2 separate regions of the Mus musculus genome follow, and region 1 is linked to region 2. Evidence: chromatin loops called from intact Hi-C (ENCODE). Cell type or tissue: gastrocnemius. All regions are shown on one strand. Each heading gives the region's core, and the rest is flanking DNA. Links, peaks and the distances in the headings are about the cores only.

Evidence for each region. Hi-C counts contacts between places; a loop is a spot of excess contacts. Peaks named below come from ENCODE experiments on the same cell type or tissue, not always from the same donor. Only the 100,000 strongest peaks of a DNase experiment are listed, where the experiment ranks them.
Region 1: a loop joins it to region 2, with 2.1 times the contacts of the local background. A loop is called at or near these places in 2 of 42 quality-filtered maps.

Annotation. Positions count from the first base shown.
Region 1 is chr13:52,142,145-52,147,528 of GRCm38, forward strand. No RefSeq gene overlaps it. Among named protein-coding and RNA genes, the nearest start is that of 4921525O09Rik, 48 kb to the left of the region's middle. In gastrocnemius, for the core only: no CTCF peak of the experiment used is centred there; no DNase peak of the experiment used is centred there.
Region 2 is chr13:52,212,097-52,217,480 of GRCm38, forward strand. No RefSeq gene overlaps it. Among named protein-coding and RNA genes, the nearest start is that of Gm33041, 8.1 kb to the right of the region's middle. In gastrocnemius, for the core only: no CTCF peak of the experiment used is centred there; a DNase peak (open chromatin) is centred at 2,928.

The sequences.
Region 1 (5,384 bases), core at 257-5,256, 70 kb before region 2:
GAGGGTGTGGCCCTGTTGGAGTAGGTGTGTCACTGTGGTTGTGGGCTATAAGACCTTCACCCTAGCTGCCTGGAAGTCAGACTTCCACTAGCAGCCTTCAGATGAAGATGTAGAACTTTTGGCTCCTCCCACACCATGGCTGCCCGGATGCTGTCATGCTCCTGCCTTGATGATACTGGACTGAACCTCTGAACCTGTAAGCCAGCCCCAATTAAATGTTGTCCTTTTAAGAGTTGCCTTGGTCATGGTGTCTCTTCACAGCAGTAAAACCCTAACTAACACAGAAGTTGGTACCAGGGACAGGGACATATTGCTGTGAGAGGCCTGACCATGCTTTTGTTTGGAGGAATGTGGATTTTGGGACTTTGGATCTAGAAAGCAGTGGAATGCTTTAAATGGAGCTTAATGGGCCATCCTAGTAGGACTATGGAAGACTGAGAGTGATTTGAATTGTGCTGACCTGACCCAAGAGGTGTCAGTGAAGAATTTCAATATGAGGCCTAGAGAATAATTTTGTGATACTTTGGTGAAGAATGTGGCTACTTTTTGCCCTTGTCTGAAGAGACTGCCTGAGGCTAAGGTGAAGAGACTCAGATTAATTGTGCTGACAAAGGAAGTCTCAGAAACACCCATCATAGACTTTGTTCTCTGGTTAACTCTCATGAAGAGCATTTTAAACAAGCGCAGCAAGCTGAGAATGGAAAATATTTTATATGTTGTTTGATATTAAAGGGGCACCAGGAAATGATATGGAGCTGAATCCTGGGTTCAAGGATATTAAATTGCTGGGCAGTGGTGGCGCACGTCTTTAATCCCAGCACTTGGGAGGCAGAGGCAGGCGGATTTCTGAGTTTGAGGCCAGCCTGGTCTATCGAGTGAGTTCCAGGACAGCCAGGGCTGCACAGAGAAACCCTGTGTTGAAAAACCAAAAACAACAACAACAAAAAGAAGATATTAAATTGAATTAAGGGAGTAGTGATTTTGGGGCTAGATCCTGCCCAGCCAAGTATAGGTACAGGCATGGTAGTATAAGCCTTTAAACCTAGGAGGCAAAGACAAGCAGATCTCTGAGTTCAAGGCCAGCCTGGAGCAAGTTCTAAGTGAAGAATAATTTAAATCCAGGCATGGTAGACCACACCTTTAATCCCAGTCCTTAGGAAACAGGCATGCTGATCTCTGCGTTCAAAGTCAGTCTACAGAGCAGCTTCCAGGACAGCCAGTCTTAGGCAGTGAAGGAGTTGGAAAACAGAAAGGTGGTGATAATATAATAGAACAAGGGAGCCATGTTCCAGCCCCAGCAAGCAGCAGAACTTGGCAGCTTTGACAGTGTGTCTCTGGCTTTAGAGTCCAGAATAGAAGGGATTACTGGGACAGTTGATGCTGGCTAGCTGGAGTTAAGAAATTAGTGGTGATTAAGAAGAAACGAGCATCACTGAGGTGAAATCTTCTGGGAAGAGTTTTCTGAGAGCATAAAGAAGCTGTGCTCCAGAGATAGCCAAGGCTGTATCTTGTGCTGCAGCTGTACTTGGTAATATGGAAGAGCCACCAGGTGGTACTGGTTTTGAAGGCATGAAGACATCATGAAGAGCAGTTGAGGCTTGATACTGTGAGAGGCCATGGAAGGCCATTGGTGAAAGTGCTGCCTCAGTTGCAGTTGATGGCCCAGGACTGAAGGGGACATGCAAAGGAGTGGAGGCTTGGCACCATGAAGAAAGTCTATGAAAGGCTATTGATGAAGCCTAGTTGCAGCAAAAGACTCCAGTATATTGGAGATGCCAGTATCATGGGATGATCACCAAGAACAGCAGCAGCAGTGGAGTAGATCAACCTGAGCTTAGAGTGCTACAAAGGGCAGAGCCGGAGAAGTGATGCCAGTCCTTTGGAATAGCCCAGAAGATCATGTGTGGATGTTGAAACAAGAAGCTGTAACACTGAAGTTGCCTTGGAGCCTCCAAGATGTTCCAGATTCCAGAGCTGTGGGCTATCTGCTGAGGAAAGCTGCTAACAGGGAGTGGAACCAGCCTAGGAGAAAGAACTTTGTTGCAGTCAACAAAGATGAAAAAGGAGTTGGAGATCTGAAGACCACTTTGAAGTCAGCCATGGTGATGCAGCGTTTGGAGTTTGCCCAGCTGGTTTCCTGTCTTGCTTTGGGGATTACAGCTAAGTGATCAGATGAATCTCAGAAGAGACTTTGAACTTTGGACTTTTAACATTGTTGAGACTGCTTTAGACTATGAGGACTTTAGAAGTTGGACTAAATGTATTTTTCATTATGCTATGTTTAGGTATGGCCCCCACAGACTCATGTTTCAACAAGCCTATGTGGGCCAGGAAGTGGAATGTGATGGTTTATGTATGCTTGGCCAAGGAGTGGCACTATTAGGTGTGGCCCTGTTGGAGTAGGTTACTGTGGGTGTGGGCTATAAGACCCTCATCCTAGCTGCCTGGAAGCTAGTATTCTGCTAGCAGCCTTCAGATGAAGATGTAGAACTCTCAGCTCCTCCTGAACCATGCCTGCCTGGATGCTGCCATGTTCCAGTCTTGATGATAATGGACTGAATCTCTGAACCTGTAAGCCAGTCACAATTAAACAATGACGTTATAAGAGTTGCCTTGGTCATGATGTCTGCTCACAGCAGTAAAATCCTAAGACAAGCAGTTTTGAAATAAAGTTTTGAAGTAGACAGTGAAGGGCTGTATATTGTGAGGCCAAGATTTTTTCTAGTCTAAACAGACTGTGGAGTTTCTGAAACTGTGTGCAGACATCTGCAAGTGGACTCCATTGCCAACATTTGATTCCATGCTATAAGGCAGAGATTGTATTTGCCCAGCCAATATCTGATGTCTTCCCTCCTTCCTGAGACACAAAAGTCTTATTGCAAATATAACAACAACAACAACAACAACAACAAAAAACCCAGGCACATAAAATCAATTCTCTCTCTCTCTCTCTCTCTCTCTCTCTCTCTCTCTCTCTCTCTGGACTGAACTCAGGGCTCCAAGCATTAAGCATGCTAGGTGGGCACTCTACCACTGAGTCCACATTTCTTGGCCTCTGTTGCAACTGGTTCTGGTTGGAGCTTAGAGCTGGCCATAGAATGTAAGCAGCAGAAATAACAGTTTCAAGTGCACCTTGGACGAGAGACACATCACTCATTTTCTGTGATCTCTGGGCACCAACAGTCATCCTGAACCATAAGATTGCCTTATTGGAAGCTGTTCACAAAGGATGCTGGAACGGAGCATCAGGAGCAAGCCAGGACTGCTTTCTTAGGACTTGTTTATGTGAGATAAAAACATTCCCTACCTTCTTTAACCTGCCACTTCCACACTTCTGTTTTAAGTGGGTGAATCTTATCATAACTGATTCCCGCCACTGTGCTCAGAGACAAGAAATGCCACACTCTTGACCCCGTACCAACCAACGATACATTTTAAGTCTCATCAAAATAGTAAGAAAGCCAATCGCATCTATGTGTGGAGGTGCTGAGTGAGGATGATTTCTGGATCTTGCGCTGTGCGGAGGACACATCGTGTCTCTCCATTGCTGTAAGGAGAAGAGGTTAGGCTGAGCTCACATTTTGGGAGAGCCCAGTCTACAGCACAAGGCAGAGCCCTGAAGCCAAGAGCAAGAAGAAGAGAAAGACTGGCAGGGTGGGGGTTCCCCAGTCTACCGCAGGGCCAAGCTCTCAGTGACTCAAGATCTCTTGGAAAGTGCCACCTCCTAAAAGCCCTGTTGGGTGAGACTTTTCCTGGGGAGGTGTGACACAGAAGTCTAAGTAAGGGGTCACTTAAAGAAGCATGGGAGACTCGAAGGCATCTGGGTCACTGGAATTCCCAGTCTGGCATAATGACAACTTACATTCATGGCATCTTGCACACCTTACATCCCTGGATGCCTCTGCACAGTTCGCAGGCAGCTCCATGTGTTTGAGAAGTGCTTTGCAGCTCAGCTGGCCAGGCTCCTCTCCCCGCCCCCCAGCAGCTGCTTACTGTTACTATAAAGCTGGGGAGGGGGGGCGTGAGAATCTTACACCTTTCTGCTTTCCCAGACATGTGGAGTTTATTTACTCACTGGGTCTCATGACCCTCCACGCTCCTTTTTGGAATGTTTCCCCTCAGAGGAATTGCTGGGTGCCCTGTCTGCAGTGACTTCTGCTCTCTTTTGCCACATGGACCCTAGGGAGAACTCTATGGTCCAAACTTCTGTCTTTGGGCCGATGATGGTAGGAAAGATACCTATTCAGAGGAACTGAGCCAAACGGAGCACCCAGGCTTCACATGGGCACAGAGATCTTTACCCACACATTACTCTACCCACTCAGGGTCCTTTGGGTTCCAGCCCCTTTCTCTACCTCTCCTGATGTAGGAGTGCTTCCCCTTGCCAAGGCCCCAGAAGTCCTTCTGTTCTACACCCTGTACTTCTGCCCACCCTGTCAACCTATGGTCTAAGGGCAGATGGGCACAGAAGAGAGGACATTCATCCTTGGTCAGAGTATCTGCCCTTCCACCATGTGCATGCATGGGATGGCTCCACATGTCCACAGGTCTACAAAGGCCTAGAAGTTCTCAACCTGTTGGTTGTGATCCCCCCATAAGGCTCCCATATCAGATACCCCACATATTAGTTATTTGCAATTTTACAATTATTTACAATTAATAACAGTAGCAAAATTACAGTTATGAAGTAGCAGTGGAATAATTTTACGGTTGGGGGGTCACCACAACATGAAGAACTGTATGAAAGGGTGGCAGCACTGGGAAGGCTGAGAACCCTTGGCCTGCATGGATAGGAAGTCAAGAATGTACATGAGGCACCCGGAGTTAACATGAATCATCCCTCCAGTTGAGATTCTGAGAGGTTAAACCTAGGCTTTCCCAAGTAAGTGCTTGTTAATAAGTTATTCTATTTGTTTTTAAAATTAAAACCTTGTTAATATATTTTCTCTTTGTCATCAACTCTCTTTGAGAATATCACTGATTGACACTTCAATGTTCAACTAGACCTGCCCTGTTCCTACAGAAGTTAGCAGCTTGGAGAACTGAGAGCTAAGCCAGACAGAGGAAAGGATAAAGAAGAAAATCAAGGGGATTTAAGACAGGCTTTCCAGCATCTGTGGTATTGGTCTGAAAGAAAGCTCAGGAATGGCTTGCCTTCCACATCAGACAGTTAAAGTCATCGTAGAAGTCACTGTGTCCCTGTTAGATTAAAAAAAAAAAAAAGAGCAGTAACTAATGTGTGTCGCCAAAACAGAAGTCTGAGCTCCTACAGTCTGATGTTCAGATCTGGAGGGTGTTGACTGTGCATCAGTGCTCCCAATGTCCCTATGTGCATGCATATATGTATGTGTGTAAGCGCACATTTATAGGTGCATAGAGAGGCC
Region 2 (5,384 bases), core at 218-5,217:
AAGGGCAAAGATACTGAATGAAGGACCACTCCTTAGGGATAAATGGCGCCATCACTCCATAAGGGGAAAGTCAGAAGTGAAGACCATCTCTGAAGTGAAGCATTATTTTTTTTTTCTAATAGCTCCACTGCATATACTTGGGAAACAGGCTACAGTCATCCAACTGAGCTGAGCGAACCAAAAACTAAGCAAGCAATAAGAACTCTGTCCACAATGACTGTGTCTCTAGATTGCCTACTTCTGACATCTTGACTTCTCTTCACTCGGCCATTTCCCCACTAATTCTCTGATGCAGATACAGAGACTGACCTTATTCTCAGAAACCATAAAGACAGTCTCAGTGAACACATCGGCACCCTTTATAAAATTGAACACTGTGAGAGTGTGTGTATGTGTGAAGGCCAGAGGTTAATCTTGGGTGTTTTTCTCAATCACTCTCTGTCTTTGTTGTTGTTGTTTGGTTTTTGAGACAAGGTTTTTCACTGAACCTGGGACACTCTGATTCAGTTAAGCTGACTGCCAGGCCAGCATCAAGGATCCCCCTGTCTCTGTCTCCCAGTTCTGGGATTGTAAGTACATACTGTTGTGTCTAGCTTTATTTATATGGGTTCTGTGGTACTGAACATGGGTTCTCTTGGTTGCACAGCAAATACTTTATCAACAGAGGCTTCTCCAAAGCTTAAGAAATGTCAGCCTTCTAGTTGAACCCCCTAGTAACTTCTCCCCTGCCTCCCACGCCCTTGAGCCTTGCTATCAGGCAATGGGCAGCTCCACAGCACAGGGATTTATAGAGAAAGAATGCTCTGATGACCTTAAAGTGCTGGCCTGCTGGAACTGATGGATGAATCTTCCATACCCATGGACCAGCCCACTCAGGAGCAGTGATACTGTGTGGGCCTTGGATGCTGTGCTCATAGCCACTGACAGAGGGCACGCACTTCAGAAAACACCCTTGCCATACTTCTTAAAGGCTTGGACCCTCAGCTTCCCTCTGTTTGATCTGACGCTGACCAGAGGCCAGTAACATGAAGCCTTCATGTTCCCCAGTGTCACAGTCAGCTGCAGCTGGCAACTTGGAACAACCTAGAGTCACCTGAATGAGGAGTCTCAGCTGAGGGGTTGCCAGGATCAGACAGACTGGCCATGTCTGTGAGAGACTGTCTTGATTGCTAATAGATATGGAAGACCCTCTGTGGAAGGTGCTATTCCCTGAGCGGGTGGTCCTGGGTTGTATAAGGAAGATAACTAAGATGAGCCAGGGAACAGGAGAGAGCAAGCAAGCAGTGTCCTCCAGGGATCTGCTTCAAATGCCTAATTAAGGTCTTGCCCTGACTCCCATCACTGGTGACATGAACGTATACACCAAATGAACCCTTTCTTCCTCTAAGTTGCCTCTGGTTAGTGTTTTATTATGGCAACAGAAAGGACATTAGGACAACCTGCTTACTGAATAAACTGGGCTCAGCGAAATCCCAGGGAAGCGGTCCCTCCTTTTGGGGACAGGGCCTCTGCTCCATCTAGTTTGTATCGTGGGTAGGAACTGAGGCTGCTGTGCTGTTCAATGATAGCAAGAGTCTCACCTTAGACATTGCATTGCTCAATCCGGCGCAGTGACCAAAGCCCAGATTCTGTCACATTAAAACACTGTCTTCTGTGCTTGCTTCAGGGCCAGAGAGTGTATGTGATACTCTTTGTCTCCCTTCTCCCTACTGTCCAGTGCCCAAGTCAGAAAATATGGTACCAAAGGTTGACAGTCTGCCGCTTGCTGCTTGGTTTCATAGACTTGCCTGTTTCTCCCCAGATGGCAGGGTTTCTTGACTGAGTATTTTTCTTGGGCTTCTTTGTGGTAGACCATGATAATCATGAAATGTGACTGTTTCTAAGCCTCTGTGGTCTTCTGACTGCCGTTGCTTCTGTTCTTGTGATCTTTGTACCTACCTACGGTAAGTAGATGTCGCCCAAGGTTTTGTTTTGGTGAGCTGTCAACTTTTGTGTCCAAGTTATGATAGTTTCTGAAAATAATAAGTTCATTTTTCCCCTTTAGAAGTCTCAGATACCAGCATTCAAATTCTTGCTTTAAAAAGATTTCTTATATGGCCTTTGTTCCCTTGGCTTTTCCCTTTTTAATTTTCATAATTTTCAGTCTTTTATGTTTCTTCAGCTAAGGTTGTCAATTTAATTCCCTTGAGAAATGAGTCATTTCATTTTTCCTTCAAATTTACTAGCTAATAGTTTGATGTCCCCCTGTGACTATCACAGGTCCTATGAACCAGCAGTCTATGATCAATCTCTTCCAATCATCTATCTATAGTCAATCATTTTATCTATCATCTAATGTATCTATCATCTATGTACCTATCATGCATGTATGTATGTATGTATGTATGTATCTATCTATCTATCTATCTATCTATCTATCTATCTATCTATCTATCTATCTATCATCTACAATCTATCACTTATCTATTTATCTATCACCTATTTATCCATTATTCATCTATTATCTATTTGATTTAATTAAGTGTAAGTGTCCATTTACTGGCAGACACATCACTGTAATAGAAGAGCAGCGGATCCCTGAACACCCATGGCTACCAACCAGCCCTGCTCGTCCATAGGAAACATGGTTTTGATCAACCTTAATGTCCATTTTTAACAGTTGGAAGTGATCTTTATTTTGTAGCGTGGGATTCTTCCATGATGACGTACTCACACACATAAAAAGGAAAACACTGGTGGAGATGTTCCCCAGCTCCATTCCCGCCAGCGCCCGAGTGAGTCATTTCTGGAAGCATCTCTGTTATCTCTCCAGTCTCCTTGTGTATCCATCCCTCCCTCCTCTATAACTCTTCTGACCCCTGGGTTTTTCTCACAAGGGACATCTGGTCCTGTAGCCAGAGTCTTTAGCAGACTCCTTAAAATGAAAATGGAAATCCATATGGTTCCATGTGTTGTCCTCCAAGTGTGGGCCTTCATCCAACGTCAGTGGATGACAGCTCAGTGGGTGACAGAGTATGTCCCCTCCAGGAATCCTGGTGTAGTTTTGAGACTAGGCTTTCTTGTAAGTGCATCTCTATGTGTTGGGCTAAAATGATTTCATGTCCTTTTACATTAACTTACTTTTATTTTATGTGTATGGGTATTTCAACTATGCATATATCAATGCACCATATATGTGCCTGGTTCCCACAGAGGCAAGAAGAAGGTGTTATATCCCTAGAACTGGGGTTTCAGATCTGTGGCCCTCCTGTGGATGTCGAGAATCAAACCCAGGTCCTCTGGAAGAGCAGCAAGTGCTCTTAATTGGTGAGCCATCACTCCAGCACTTTGCTTTGGTGTCTTGTCACCAAGGTACTGGTCTAATGACCTTTGGCTTGGTTGTTGTAATTCCGAGTTAAGGTGACCAGAAACTTTAAAAGGCACCATGATCCTTGGCGGAACCGCAGACCCAATTCCTAGGACAACTTTAAAGATGAGTTGTTTTGTCCTTAGCAGATGGTGAGCAGATGGCATAATCTTTCCCTAATGTGTATGGATTTGAGGTCATTGTGTAAAAGCGACATCTGAATCACTGCTGTGGTGCCCTGTCACCCGGCAGAGCTGTCGGGTTTTGAGTCTGGGGGACTCTGGTTTTATAGATAACTACTGTCCTAGCTCAGGGGGAACATGTCCCCACTCTACTCATAGAGGACATGAGTAGACTATACACAGACCCTGCAATAGTCCAAGGGTCTGCACAGTCTTGCATGTTGCTTGCTGAGGGTCTTCGCCCTGGAAGTTAGGGAAGGAAATCCGTAGTGAGCAATACTGGCCTGAGCTTGGGAGGGGATTAGCATCCTGTGGCCAATGGAAATAAGACCATTGTCAGTGAGAAGATTATTTGGAACATTGAACTTGGCCGATGTGAAGTTGTTCACTTAGCCACCCTCTTCTGGCCTCTTCTCTTGTTTTCTTTGACCTTGGTCTGGGTTCCAATCCCCAACCCTCGGACATTGGTGGCACATGGCTGCCATGAGAGACAATACTGGGAAGCCATGTCCAGGCTGGGTTGGCACCACAGTGTTTGGGGGTGGGAATGGTTATGACTATAGAGGGCATACAGTTCTGCACATCAAGCTACCACAGCCTCTTCTTCCAATATCTCAAGACAATTAGCAAGAAGTGAGACATTCTGCTGTCAGAATAAAACGTTCTTGGATGGGTCACACCCACATCTCTAAATAGCCCATGTTAAACCTACAACCACACTGACAGCTGTATCTTCGTAAGGGTGTGTGTATGCATATGGATGTGCGTGTGCGTGTGTGTGTGTGTGTGTGTGTGTGTGTGTGTGTGTGTGTGTAGACTAAGCTTGACATTGGGTATCTGTCCTGGTTGTTCTGCTCCTTTAATTGTGAAACAACCTTAGCCGCTGATCCTGAAGCTTAGTATTTGGCAAGGTTGGCTGGCCAGGAGCCCCTGCAGAGCTGAGGTTACAGGCACACACATCACCACAAGTTGTTTCTAAATATTAGTTCTGCATCTCAAATTCAGGTCCTCACACTTGGAAGGGGGAGTGCTTGACCACCCGGGATGTGCATATTCTTGCACACACATATTTTTAAAGGGAGACTGAGGAATGGAACTGTCTTCTGAATGCAGTTTGCTGGTGAGAGGCCCAACCCATTACCAGCACTGGACAGTAGCAAGCTTTGCAGTCATTTCCAACTGAGTAGCTGGTGACATGGGCTCTCAACCTGGTGGTGACTTGTACACCCCCAAATCTTAATCAACAAGTTATAACTGTGCACATTTATGGAGTACTACGAGTTCTTTTGATACATGTGTGCATTACATAATTTTTAAACCAGTCTGAGTACCTTATGCAATGAACAAGTCATATATTGATCTCTTTAGATACTTATCATTAAAATACTGTCAACTCTCTCCAGATGTTCTCGTAGCTTACCCCACAGATGTGGGGTAATATGTATTTGGCATCACTGCCCACTTCTCTGCAGCAGAGTACCAGCATGCCTTGCTCCTGTCTCAGTATAACCCTGTGCCTGGTGCTCAGTCTCTTCCTGCTTGCTCTCTCCTGCTCTCCTCTCCCCAGCCTCTGGTGATCATCGTCCCAGTCTCTCCTATGACATCAACTTTCAGATTCCACATGCACTGAGATCATGCCCCATTTGTCTTTCGGTGCCTGGTTTGCCTCACTTAGCCCAAGGTCCTCCTGTGCAGTCGGATTTGTCGCCAGTGACAGGTTATCAGCCTTTGTGGCTGAACCATGGCCCATTGTGAGCACAGGCCACATTTTTCTTCATCCGTTCATCAAGTGTGTCCCAGATTTTAATGAGATTTTAGACCATTCTGGAATTTGTGACATTAAAGGTTGTGTGTAT